Linked DNA regions of Homo sapiens: all the other regions are linked to region 1. Evidence: chromatin contacts called from ENCODE Hi-C or POLR2A ChIA-PET data. All regions are on one chromosome and are shown on one strand. Each heading gives the region's core, a stretch centred on a gene start or an enhancer-like site at or near the end of the contact. The rest is flanking DNA. Distances are from core to core; before and after follow the strand shown.

Region 1 (4,368 bases), core at 639-3,138:
GCGAGAGGGATACAAGTGGCTAATGGTAGAAGGAGCTACTCGTTACCTCCTAACCAGTCTGGGTGGGGGTGGCTTCCAGGGACCTCCAGGGCTTGGTGGGTCTCCTTACAATGGAAGATAGTTCACACCTCTTGTTTCCAGCTATGGCCCTAGTGCCCATTTAGGGATATCAGGAGAAGGACCACTCAACATCCTTCAGCAGCCTTCAACAAAAAATGGGCAAGCTTTAATAAAAGAAAAAAAAAAACAAAATATTTTCACCACAGAATCCAAGGCACAAATCTGTTTGTCAGGGATGAGTGAGACTATGTATATCTTTTGTGTGTAGACACAGAAATCCTCTCCTGACCAAAAGGTTCAGCTCCTGCGTGAGCCGGTCAGGAAGAAAGGGCTAGTTCTCCAGCTGAGGAAATCAAACAGCTGTTTAGCGGCAGGGAACGGCTCCCAAGGCTTCAAGACCCTGACACCTGAGGGGGATCATCTCAAAAATCCTCAGCTCGTGGAAGATTTTATTTTCCCCATTATCCAGTCCTCACTTACCCCCAACAGTCAGTCAAGAAGCCACTAACTGGAGGACAAATTGGAAGGACATAAAGCACAAACAGTTCAGAGAAGTCGGAGAGGCCAAGAGTTGTTATCAATAGAGTAGAGGTTATTCTCTTAGTGATTTTCAGAGTAAGCCCCTAAGAAGATGGGAATTTCATTTTAAACTTAATAAAGAATAGAGGACTACTGTATCCAGGGGGCTGACTGTGTTCTCTCCCTTCACAGCTCCGTGCATCCAATAGTTGGCCAGTGAACCAATGACTTTGCAGTCCCTACTGTTTGCAATGTGGAGACAGACAGGAGAGCCGGTTCCCACCCCTAGACTGCTGGGAGGGAAGACACGCACTCCAGTAACAATGCCCAGCAGATACAAAGCATATTGGCACAGTACCTGGCTATAAGAATCACTGAATAAATGATTTTATACCAAACTGATTTCAAAGGTTTTATATCAGAGTACCCAGAAATGTAAACCAGAACAAAAGTGCCAAGTTAGATGCACAATGGTTACAAGGGAAGGGAGTGCCGAGAGCAAGCTGATTGTGGGCAGGATGTGGGGGGCGGGGCAGCCAACTTTGAGTTGGAACGCTGGAGTTACAGTGTAGGGGTTCTGCCTCCCACAGAAAAAAATTCAAGGCCAGGGGAGCAGATTACCAATCTTGTGTCAGCTTTGTGGTCAGAAGGAGAAGTAGCGTTCTCTCAGTCCTGGAAGGAGGAGGCATACCAAGAATCCTTCTTAGAAGACTAGAAAAGATGTGGGCTCGTATTTTATCGTGAGGGCCAGGAAGATGGCAAATGGAGCCTACCAAGGACCAAAGTTTGCTTGGTTTCATCTAGTGTCTAACTGGATCAAATAAATCTAGTGCTAATAAATAACAGCTACATCATTACAATGGAACAATCCTGAGACAGGCCAATGTCTTTCTCCCCATTTCTCAGATGAGGAAACTGAGGCACAGAGAAGCTATGTGACTCGCCCATGTTTACATCATTTGTAAGTGGAGCCGGGATTCAAACCTGGCCCTATAGATTCAGAGCCTGTGCCCTTAACCACATGGCTTTCCCACCTGTGGTAAACTAGAGAGTTCTGCATGCCCAGACCACTCAGAGAAAGAGGCACCTCCTCTATGTGCCATGCTATGTAGTGATCCACAGCAAAGCGTAGGGGAAAGAATTGGAGGGATAGGCAGGGAAGGTCGGGAAATGGATTCCTTCTCTGCAACCAGTCATGGAAGGAGCATTTCAGGTTGATGTCCGCGATTTTCAGGAAGAAAAGAGTACCTTCCTTCCAGGTCACTGCAGTTCCCAAAAAAATCCTCGCTCTTGCCCAGCTGCCGGGGCAAGCCCTTTTGGCGAGCTGCGGATAGGGTTGAGGCACCACCTAGTGGCTTAAACTGAAAATACTCCCAAATGAATGTCCCTGGTGAAAGGAGGCAAGAGGGGAAATCGTGATCGCCCAAGGCAGGAAAAGGGAATCGAAAGCAAAAACTACTCATGCTCAAAGCCTCCTTTCTGCATTCCCCTCTAGCCTACAGCTACGCATCATTAAAAGATGTCCTTTTTATGCCAGCCTGGTCAAGAACTATTATGTTGTTGTTCGGGTTTTTTTGTTTTTGTTTGTTTGTTTTGTTTTGAGACGGAGTTTCGCTCTTGTTGCCAAGGCTGGAGTGCAATGGCCCGATCTGGGCTCACTGCAACCTCCGCCTCCCGGGTTCAAGCGATTCTCCTGCCTCAGCTTCCCGAGTAGCTGGGACTATAGGCTCGTGCCACCACATCTGACCAATGTTTGTATTTTTAGTAGAGACGGGGTTTCGCCATGTTGGCCAGGGGTCTCGAACTCCCGACCTCAGGTGATCCGCCCACCTCAGCCTTTCAAAGTGCTGAGATTACAGGCGTCAGCCACCGCGCCCGGCCAGGGTCAAGAACTTTTATGTGAGGGAGGTTAGTAGGTCAGGTCAATGGATTTCAACACCCCCAAAAGAACTGTAGTCTAGATTAGGCATGTGAATAAGGAGAGTTAGGGAAAGGAGGGCAGATAGGAGATTCAGTCTGAGGGGAGAGGTTTAAATACAGCTTCTAGAACTCTGAGCAATGTTCATACATTGGTGTCAGGTGCAGATGAGGCTGTCAACTGGTGAAGTCAATTCAGGATGGTTGATAAGAAGGGTTTGTGCCAGGGTCCAACCTCAGGAAACTAGGCAGCTGATTGGGCTCCCTCACTCCACCTCTAGAAACCTGGGGAGATGGGGAAATTTCAAGCATTCAAAGGATCAGACAGGAGAGGTGGAAAACAGACAAAATCAGATTCAGGAAGTGGCCAAGTTTAGTGTCAATTTATGCCAGGTTGAATGATGGTCAGTCTGTACAGATTTGGTCCCAAGTCTGTTCAGGTTAGCAGCGTGCAAGGTGTGATGGAACCCTTGACCCTGCAGGCATTGATATTCTGTTATGTTTTCTAAGAATGATACTCTAGATGTTTCTCTCTGCCCCTGGGCTTTGTTACATCTGCTCTCCAGGCACCCCAGCCCCAGCAACCCCTCAGTATTCAGACCAAGGCAGAGGATGGCATTTCTTCTATTTGACCATCAAGGACTTGCCCTTCGGGCATATCAGGACTGACACTGCAACTCACTCCTTCACCTTTCCTTTAGCCTCTGTAACTCAGCTCCCTAAAGTTTCAGGCTCCCCTGCCCCGTTCTCTCTTTTCTATTTTGACTCACCTTTATTTTCACTTTTTAATGTTGACTCTATCCTTGAGTGAAGTGTGACTTCACCTTTTGTTCTAAGCTGAGCTCAGGGCTCAGTCTCACTAGCGGTCAGATGGTTTTGCTGGTCAGAGTCGTGTCAGGAGCCTCTCCACTTGATCTCAGATTCCTGCCACAGCTGCCAGACTGCTGTTTCTCCTTATTGCAAAAGCTCAGGCCATTGAAGAGCTCCCTAAACTTATGTAGGCTAAAGGGATCTCCCTTGGGTCTTTATTTATTTATCATACAGAACTGATCATCCCCAGGGATCAATGAATGAATGAGCCTTCCTATGTCTATATTAGTGATGTATTTATGTCATAACATACTTAACATAGTCGTGTTTCCAATTGTATATGCCTGAAAGGCTAAACTGCTGTAACAGGCCCTGAGTTACAGTGTCTTCAAAATAAAGTTTATTTATCTCTCATGTTACAGTTCAGAAAAATATCAAGCTATTTTTCTGGACTCAGTCATTCAGTGACTCTTCCATTTTATTTCCTCACCACCTTTCAGAGAATTTCCCTATGTTCAGTAAATATTTGAGCACTTACTATTTAAAAGGTTCTGGGTCACATTTTACAGGAGATAGGTAGTTCAGCCTTCTCAGAACTCAAGATCTAATGGGAACACAAAGCAAGTAAAGGAATAAGTACAGTTGAGAGAAGAAAAACAAATACAATAGAGAGATCTGCAGGGATCAAATGAGGAAGGAATCACCTTCAGTTCAGGGACAACAGGAAAGTCTTCACAGAGGACATGTGTATAAGATAAGATTTGAAGGATAAATAAAATTTTAGTAAACAACAGAAGAAAATGTTACCAGTGGAGAAAACAGTATGAACCAAAGTTTGAGGATTAAAATATATATAGAAATGCTCCTAAATGTCCATCAATGATAAATTGGATAAAGAAAATGTGGTACATTGGTTTCACCGTGTTGGCCAGGATGGTCTCGATCTCTTGGCCTCACGGTCCGCCCACCTTGGCCTTCCAAGGTGCTGGGATTGCAGGCATGAGCCACTGTGCCTGGCCTTCATTTTTTCTTTGAGTCAGGATCTCACTCTATCACCTAGTC
Region 2 (4,610 bases), core at 277-2,776, 860 kb before region 1:
AGGATAACCATCCAAAGATCCTTGACTTAATTACATCTGCCACGTACTTGCCACATAAAGTAACATTCACAGATTCTGGAGATTAGGATGTAGACACATCTTTGGGAGCCATTATTTAGCCTACGACAGGGAGAGAAGATGAAAGCATATGGTCAGTCTACAATATTTAATGGGGGTTCTTTCCGTGTTTTCCTCTAGTGCCTTGCAATTTCCTTTTAGCATTTCAATCTTTGATCTAATTGGAATCTATTTCAGAATGGAGCTTCCTTGTTATCCCAAATGCCAATTTTTAATTTTATTATTTTATTTTATTTTTTTGAGATGGAATCTTGCTCTGTCACCCAGGCTGGGGTACGGTGGCACAATCTCAGCTCACTGCAACATCCACTTCCCGGGTTCAAGTGATTCTCCTGCCTTAGCCTCCTGAGTAGCGGAGATTACAGATGCCCACATCCAAGGTGGCTAATTTTTTTTTCTTTTTTGTATTTTCAGTAGAGATGGGGTTTTGCCATGTTGGCCAGGCTGGTCTTGAATTCCTGACCTCAAGTGATCCGCCCATCTCGGCCTCCCAAAGTGCTGGGAGTACAGACATGAGCCACCATGCCCGGTTGCCAATTTTAAAATATTTTGTCTTTTCTCCCTGGATATGAAATAAAAGTGATTAGGTCTTAAGATAAAAAAATTAAAACACATTTATTTTCCTGTAACATGCAAAAATGCAAAAAAAAAAAAAAAGAAAGTAAAATAAAATAGATATAATTTTGGAGAAATTGCCTTTGCTCACTGTGGATTCTGGAGGGTGTGAGTGATGGACAGGTCCATCTGTGCATGGAGAATGGAAAGCCCCTTCTCCAGGATCACCCTTTACCTTAGGAGAACACCTCAGCTCCAGGCACCAAGCAGGAGTATCATAGGCACTTAGCTTTACTCCTATAGACAAATAAGAGTGGGGAGACTATGTGGTAAGGAATGATACCCTTACACTCTTTCCAGCCCTTCCCAGTCTTACAAGGAGTGACACACTTGGTGGCCTTCAAGCCTGTCACTGCAATTCATGCAGTGGGTGGTAAGAGGACAAAGCACGCTAGGTCCCTGATCCGACCTCCCAGGGATGACAGGTCTGGCTACTCCTCAAACTGAACCTGAAAGAATGCAAATGGTTCAAGTTTTCACCCTGATTCTGGCACACCCCGAGGCAAAAATAGCCATTTGCCTTCATACGAGCTTCTGTGTAGGCTGTGAATAAGGAGGTTTCTATCTCAGCTTTCTTTTTGCTCATTTAAAGACAACTGAGAGTACGACAGGGTAATTGTTTTGTTTTAAAGCACTGTAATTTAGTTCCTTTCTGGACCTTCTATGTATGAGTCATTTTCTGTAGCAGTACTAAGAGATGCAAATAGAAAAACATTATTTCTGAAAGCTTGAGATTTCAAGCTGGGCCTTTTATTCACATTCTCTTGCTAGTTTTAGTTTTACTTGTGACATTCATGTTATTAGAAGAATGACACAATTTCAATCACATTTTTGTCCCATGTACTAATGTAGCAAACAATTTCACAACCTTCCCTTTCTTTTACATGTGAGTCATTATCATTTGGTTTTGTTCTCCTTTACTCCTGAACTCACTATCTCCTGATCACATGTATACACATTTCTCTGATATCCTAGATCTTTATGGGTGATCAAGATTTTTGTATATTCTGTTTTGTTGCTTTCATACCCGCTAGTATCCTTTTTAAGTTTGACTCTTTTATACTTTGGGAGATGCCAAACAAATACTTCAGGAGAAAGGAGGCAGTGTGTTGAAAGGAAGTTGACAAAGCAAGAAGAAAAGAAGAAGAAGATATAAGGAGGAAACGTAGTGGCTCTTAAACAAAGATCTTGCATCTTTTCCTTCTTTAATTTTTTTTTTTTTTTTTTTTTTTTTTGGTTTGAGACAGAGTGTCACTCTGTCATCCAGGCTGGAGTACGGTGGTGCAACCTTGGCTCACTGCAACCTCCACCTGCTGGGTTCAAGCGATTCTCCTGCTTCAGCCTCCTGAGTAGCTGGGACTACAGGCGCAGGTTACCACGCCTGGCTAATTTTTGTATTTTTAGTGGAGGTGGGTTTCACCATGTGGGCCAGGCTGGTCTCGAACTCCTGACCTCAAATGATCCACCCACCTCGGCCTCCCAAAGTGCTGGGATTACAAAACAGAATTGCTTGAACCCAGGAGGGAGAGGTTGCAGTGAGCTGAGATGGCGCCACTGCACTCTAGCCTGGGCAACAGAGCGAGACTCCATCTCAAAAACAAACAAACAAACAAACCAAACCCAACTTTGAACCCAGAATCAGAAAGCAGATTTAATTTGGAACTCTATAGAATGTCTGCACATGAACAGATGCCATAGCCGTAACAAAAATTAGGGCCACAGCCACTTTTCTTGCATCTCCTCCTTCCTCCTTTTTTCTTTGGCTTTCTTGTATAAACCTTAGCATAAGGCATGGTTGCTTGGTTTACAAAATATTTGTTTATGAAAGTTGCAAAGGTGAGAAGAGGGATTTCAGAATCAGAAAGACTGGGTTTCAAATTTTGGCTTTGCTCTGTGACCTTTGGCAAATTATATAACTTCATTAAGCTTCAGCTTTTCCCTAGTAAATATTTGACTGATGAGAGGTAAATGAGAAAATGTGTATAAAAATCTTAGTATAGTGCTTAGCATTTCAAGCAACCCAGAATATCAACTAATTTGTTAAATGAATATTTCTTGAATATTTACTGTATGCTGAACTGTCTGCCAGGTTGAGGCTGCTGTGGTGAATTGGACAGGAAAGATTCCTGGCCTTGTGGAGCTTGCATTCTGGTGGGAAAAACAGACAATAAACATGTAAACAAATCAATAAAATAACCAGATGGTGAGAAGCCCTGAAAGAAATAAAAAAAAAAGTGTGTTATTAAGAACAGCAGGGAGGATCTGTGTCCTATGCTGGGGAAGTCAGGGAAGATTTCACAGCAGCCTGAAGAATGAGAAAGAGCCAGCTGTACTATGAGCTGTTTAAGACAGAGGAAATTGGGTCACTGGCTTAGAGAGAGATTGGGTTCTACTCACTGTCAGAGGCCAGCAGTGCAAGGTTCCTCCTTATCTTCTTATGGCCTGTGTCCTTCTATAGCCCTGGCCACTGAGAATTGGCTCAGACTGTGACTGTGACTTGCTGTCCTCAACTTCCTTATCCAACTGAAATTGGATGGTCCATCATAGTCACCCTCTTGAATAGATCCCAAACTCCCTTGTCCTTTTAATTGTACTTTAAACTCACTTGGCCAAACTCCAACCCTGGTTAAATCCAGCTCTCTGCCCTACTCCATGTCTTTGCCCATTGAGTATGGTGGAAGAATAGCCCACAATCTCATTGGCTGGTTCTATGGTCTGAATGTTGGTATGCTTTCCAAAATCATAGGCTGAAACTTAATCCTCAATGTCATAGCATGGAGGTGGAGACTTTGGGGGAAGTGATTAAGTCATGAAGACTGCCTTCATAAATGGGATAATGTAAAGGAGATTAAAAGGAGGCTGTTTGCTCCCTTCTACCATGTGAGAATGCAGCAAGAGGTACCATCTCTGTGCAATGAGCCCTTACCAGACATTGAACCTGCTGGCACTTTATCTTGGACTTCCCAGCCTCCAGAACTGTGAGCAATACATTTCTGTTGTTTATAAATTACCCAGTGTAAGATACTTTGTTATAGCAGCACAAATGGACTAAGACTAAGGACCTCAGTTCCACTTTAAATTCGCCGAGGTCGTTATGCTACCAAGCAATCTTATGAGATTCCCCTGTTCCCTCTCTCTTCTACTCTCCCTACTCCAGGTTCATGAAGAGAGGGGTTGGAGTATCATGATCTCTACTCCCCCTCCACCAGGTAGATAAGAGAGGGGCAGCTCTGTGAACCCAAGCTTGCCTAGCCCCAGCTCCCCTTCCTGCCACTCTCTCTACTCAGATCCTGGTCATTCCATTCTTCAAAGCTCAGCTATTCTCTCTCTTGAAAAGTGCCCTTTTTCCATCAAACACATAAAACCTGTTCAAAGAACTAAGGCAGCAGGTGATTCTTGGCATCCAACAGGAGCTTACAACAAAGGGTGGGAGTATGTAAGACAGGATCCTTTTTTTATCAGTTGCCCCACTAACCTTGGGCAAATCACAAATTTCCATCTCTGAGATGTGCTCTGATGATGATGTGTGGGAGAGCATTTTAAAAAGTAGTAGAGCGCTAAGCACATCCACAAACTATAATCCAATTCAATAAATTATATCACATCTTGATAATCAAATGTTGCAGAAATTTTAATTACTCCATGTATTATTGTAATAATTACTCTATGTATTATTAATTACTCCATGTATAATTAATAAGTCATGGGTATTTAGGGAATTACAAGCCTTTTAAATGTATTTTTTCCTCTTTCCCTCAAATACATACACACCATAAAATCACAGCCTTATGGCTTTAATTTTAATATACTTGTTAACCTTTTATTTCTAATCCAATGAGTATCACAAATCCACCTCCAACCCACCTTAATTCCTAAAGTTTTGTATGTTTGCAAAAACAAACTCTTGGCATTCGGAT
Region 3 (4,380 bases), core at 1,452-3,951, 930 kb before region 1:
GTAGCATAAATTAAAATGCATTAAATTAAAAATGGATGAAAAAACAAGACTCTCACCATCATTTACCATTTCAGACTATTATATCAGATCACACATAGTAGGTTAAAAGATTGAGAACTGAAAGCAAAATAAAAATATATAAAGACTTTCACTTCAACAGCCTGCCAAAGATAAAAAATGAATAATAAAATCCAATTCTGGCCGGGCGCAGCGGCTCATGCCTGTAATCCCAGCACTTTGGGAGGCCGAGGCGGGCAGAACGCCGGAGGTCCAGGAGTTCCAGACCAGCCTGGCCAACATGGCAAAACCCCGTCTCTACTAAAAATGCAAAAATTAGCCGGGCATGGTGGCGCACGCCTGTAGTCCCAGCTACTCGGGTGGCTGAGGTACAAGAATCACTTGAACCCAGGAGGCGGAGGTGCAGTGAGCCAAGATCATGCCACTGCATATCACCCTGGGAGACAGAGCGAGATGGGCTAACTGGATTAAAATAAGCATCGGTTTCATTAAAAAGGACTAACTTGAAGATAAATCTTTTGACTCTAGCTCTTTAGAGGATCTAAAGTGACCTTGATGGACAGTGGAAGAAATCACAACATGGAATTCCTTGAGTAAAAATTTATCGACTTAAAAAAAAAATCCAATTCTGCTTTTGGGAACAGTGAACCAATAAACAAAAGACAACGCGTTCCCCATCCCGGAGACTAATGAGACTCAGCAAGGGAGGGAAACAACAGCAAAGTCTGTCATTTCTTACCAACAAAAGGAAAGTAATCAATTTGACTTTCAGTTAATTAATCACAATTTCAAAAAAAAAAACAAAAGGACAGACTCAACGTATTTTCCCTACACCCAAATTAATTACATCTATTCTACAGCTACTTCTGAGACTCTCCTACATACTCTTCCATGTGTGGGGATACAGGAGTGAACAAAACATTGTATGTGATTCCTAAGGTCAAGAACTCAACGTTTTTTCAATGCCACAATCAAATTCTGTCTCATTTAAATAAAACTGTAAAGAATGCCAATGTCTATTCATTCCTTGCTAATAATATACCAACTGTTTATTAAATTCCATCATATATAAAAAAGCGATTAAGCAAAGAAAGTCACTGCAATCGTCTTTACAGCATACGATTAACTTCAAAAGGAGTGTTTTACATGTTGCTGTATTTGAAGGAAAGTATTATTAATCTCTGGAAGATAAAGCACACTGGGGAAAGCAAAGAAATTCTGAAAATAAAAAACTGCAATCCTGAATATTAGTCTCCTTTCTCAAATCCAGTGATGCTGTTTTGGCAAATGGATCAAGCCATTATTTATCCAGCAACATGAACGGGGTAATTGTTCCTTCTTAGCTCCATCAGTCATATAAAAGAGTATTTAGTGTTCTAAAAAAAAAAAAAAAAAAAGAAGTATGCTCCTTAAACAATAGATTACAATGTCTATGTCAAAGTACTCGTTTATCAAATAAACCCTTATTATCTTAGACTTTTATATTTACATCCTGCCAGTCTTAGTGCCACAAGAATGCCATCGAGTTCCTCAGCAACGTGTCTTCCACCAAAATCTCAAATGTATTTTAAAATATATTTTTATGAAGTTGACTTTTAACACATTTCCAACCTAGTAACTACTCTTTAAGGAAAAAAAAAAACCACCAAATATTGGGAATGTCTGAAGAAACATGACATCTGTCTAGGAAGTGATGTAGTCTGTTTAAACTGAAAAAAAAAAAAAAACAAAAATGCACTGCCCCCTTTCAAAGTTAGTCCGGGAATTGAGTTTAGAATCCTTTAAAGGAAAAGAGGGATATCATGTACTGAACTTGTCTGGTGGGGTCTGAGACACTAAAACTGAGCGGCCTCAAGGGCCCGAGAAAGTTACAGGGCTCCGAGAGCTGCAACAGCAGCAGGTAGAGCTGCGGCCGGGAACCGCGGCCCTGGCCTGGCGGGTGCGAGCGGCGGGAGCGACTGGCGCCCCAAAGCCTGTCATGCAACATCCCCTTTGCCACTGGGGCGGAACGCACGCTCTCTAGTAATTTAACACCCCTCCTTTCAAACTGGAGGCCGGGGAACAAGTTCTAATAAATGTAAAATCGAATTCTACCTACGCTGAATATCTGGATTTTCAAACAACCCTTGGGACCATGCCAGCCCGGGCCCGGGGCCCAGTCCAGGCAGCGGGAGCCCACCGTCCCCAGGGCGCTGGGGGTCCGACACCGGCGCTGAAGGCAGACTCCGCGCCCCGAGGAAAGGAGAATCCCGCGGCGGCGAAGGTCGACTTTGGCCCGGCCAGGCACGTTCGGGCCGCGGCTCAGCCACGACTCGGGCAGGGCCTCGCGGCCCCTACCAGCCCCGGGAGGAGCCTGGCCGGCCGGGCCGTTACCACAGTGGCGCCTCGGCCAGCTGGGCGCGAGCGGAGGCGCGCCAAGCCCTGGCGGCGGCGCCACGGCCGGGCAGCACGGGCCCCGCAACTTCGCGCCGCCACCTTAGCGTCTCCGGAGGAACCGGGAGCGGGGAGTGGGGGAAGGGAGGGCGCCGCGCCTTACCCGGAGAGCGGGCGGCTTCTGCCCGCCGGCGTGTGGCTGGGGCGCTGCGCGGCGGCGCGGCTGCGACAGGGAGGGAGAAGCGGTGGTGCGAGCGCTGGCCCGCGGGAGACGAGAGGCGCCGCCGCCACCGCAGACAGCTCCGCAATATGGCCGCTCGGCGCCTCCGCGGGAAAAGGCGGGGCTGCCCGGCGCCCCCCCGCCTCCCCCTGCCGGCCGGCCGTCCTCGCGCCGCGGACTGAGCGCCAACGCCGCCGCTGGGGGCCGCCCCCGCCCCGCCCCTCCCGCAGGCTCGCAGCCGCAGGCCTGGCTCCGGGCGTGGCCGGGGGTCGCGGTCTGGGGCCGGCCAACGCGAGGTGGGTGGCTGCGGGCTCGGGAGCGCCCAGGGAAATAGGGCGAATGCGCCGGAGGGTCGAGCCCTTCCAGAGAGCGCTGGGCTCCAGCTAAACCTGCGGTCGAGGGAAGCGGAGCCGCCCAGCCCAAAGCTCGGAGTGTGCCCGCCGCCTCCCCAACGAGTGGAAACTTGAAACTCCCGCTGGTGCCAGCAAACTCACTGAGGGCGTTGCCGTCGCCCCCAGAGGAGGAATTCTTCCCAGAGGGAGCCGGGGACCAAATGAAGCGTGAGACTTGGCTGTTAGGTTTGAAGATCCTGGACTGGGAAGGAGAAAAGGGCCTACCTGAGCGGAATTTAGATTTGCAACAAAGAACGTTTACATTATTTTGGCAGGTTTTAGCCAACTAGAAAAACTTAATTTTTCAGCGACAATTTTCAAACTTCACCAAAACCTCAATGGATAAGACCCCAAATCAGGAGTGCAAATTTTAATCCAAGCAAGGATGTGTGATAATTTTTTATTACCAACGACATGCTTTGGCAGTTGGAAGGAGTTGGTTAGCAAGAAAAAGTTGGAAGTAGGGCCCCAAAGAGCCGCCAAACCTACATAATTCTAGATTTAGAGAAAGTTAGGCATTCGATCTTAAGACTAAGTCTAGCCCACTCACTTTAGTTAGTGGCTGGGATGAGACAGGAAGCTCCTGACTTCTGGATCAGTCTTCTGTCATCTAATCCATGCTGAGTCCCCTCAGTATTGTCTGCTGGGATGATTCAGGGAGCAAAACTTGCTATGAGTATACAAACAGCAAGCGCACAAAATCAGATTCGCCTGGCTTGCCCTGTTTGCAATACTTTTTTTAGCTTATCTTTTGTGAACAAACTTTAGATTCAAATAACAAAACGCCTGAGTATACTTACTTTTATAGGACAAATAACTCCTATACTTCCTGCCTTAGCATTTACCTTAGGTGAGACAGTAGCTTTTCCAGGAAATATCTGCAAATCACTTTCACTAGCCTGCCTCTTCAGTGAGTTTCCACTATTGCCCTTTGAGACCTCTCCGAACAATTAAAAGCCCCCAAGAGACTCAAGGGTTAAACTCAAGGGCCTTTAGATAGCAAATTCCTCAAGGATGGGAACCAGGTGTGTGACTTGCGACCAAATAGGTTCTTGTGGTTCTTAGGGACCACCAAAAGATCACTCCTTACCTCTCCCTAGGGTGCAAGAATTATCCTGGTTATTGTTCAGCCTACCACATCAGGTTGCAGGCATAGTCAAAGTATTACGTAATACTTCCCATGAAGTAGGTAAGAAAAAAAAGTATTATGTAAATTCCTACATAGTACACTAATCAAATGAAATTATATAACACACTTTTGCAACTGAAAGTGAAGGATTCACTGTTGTTGGTCAGGTGCCAGACACTGGTGTGAAATTCTTTTACATGACTGTCTCTTTTAATGGTTACAAAAACCCTCTGGGATAAATACTATTA

The links. Hi-C counts contacts between places; a loop is a spot of excess contacts on that map. ChIA-PET counts read pairs that join two places held with the same protein, here RNA polymerase II (POLR2A). Pooled maps may share reads with other maps.
Region 2: a loop to region 1 is called in a map of MCF 10A, with 12 times the contacts of the local background. The contact joins two enhancer-like sites. A Hi-C loop is called at or near these places in 5 of 168 maps with a recorded cell type or tissue (A673, CD4-positive, alpha-beta memory T cell, MCF 10A and 2 more), 4 of 37 single-sample maps with no recorded cell type and 20 of 50 pooled maps. POLR2A ChIA-PET finds 5 or more read pairs at or near these places in 1 of 52 experiments (CD8-positive, alpha-beta memory T cell).
Region 3: a loop to region 1 is called in a map of B cell, with 6 times the contacts of the local background. The contact joins the promoter of RDX here to the enhancer-like site in region 1. A Hi-C loop is called at or near these places in 2 of 168 maps with a recorded cell type or tissue (B cell and chondrocyte) and 6 of 50 pooled maps.

What each region holds. Positions count from the first base shown.
Region 1 is chr11:111,228,648-111,233,015 of GRCh38, forward strand. No RefSeq gene overlaps it. Among named protein-coding and RNA genes, the nearest start is that of POU2AF2, 15 kb to the right of the region's middle. Within about 2 kb of position 1,889, at least 7 of the 41 ENCODE cell types and tissues checked have a DNase peak (open chromatin) inside an H3K27ac peak, as active enhancers do.
Region 2 is chr11:110,372,050-110,376,659 of GRCh38, forward strand. The region is part of intron 2 of LINC02732 (long intergenic non-protein coding RNA 2732); the gene reads left to right. It overlaps LOC107984385 (a long non-coding RNA gene), which reads right to left. Exons shown (of 2, transcript XR_007062885.1): 2 at 1-120. Among named protein-coding and RNA genes, the nearest start is that of LINC02732, 19 kb to the left of the region's middle. Within about 2 kb of position 1,527, at least 3 of the 41 ENCODE cell types and tissues checked have a DNase peak (open chromatin) inside an H3K27ac peak, as active enhancers do.
Region 3 is chr11:110,293,913-110,298,292 of GRCh38, forward strand. RDX (radixin) reads right to left here and starts at 2,702. Exons shown (of 14, transcript NM_002906.4): 1 at 2,555-2,702. RefSeq lists an enhancer at 1,799-2,671 and silencers at 1,885-1,944, 2,075-2,174, 2,185-2,234, 2,285-3,084.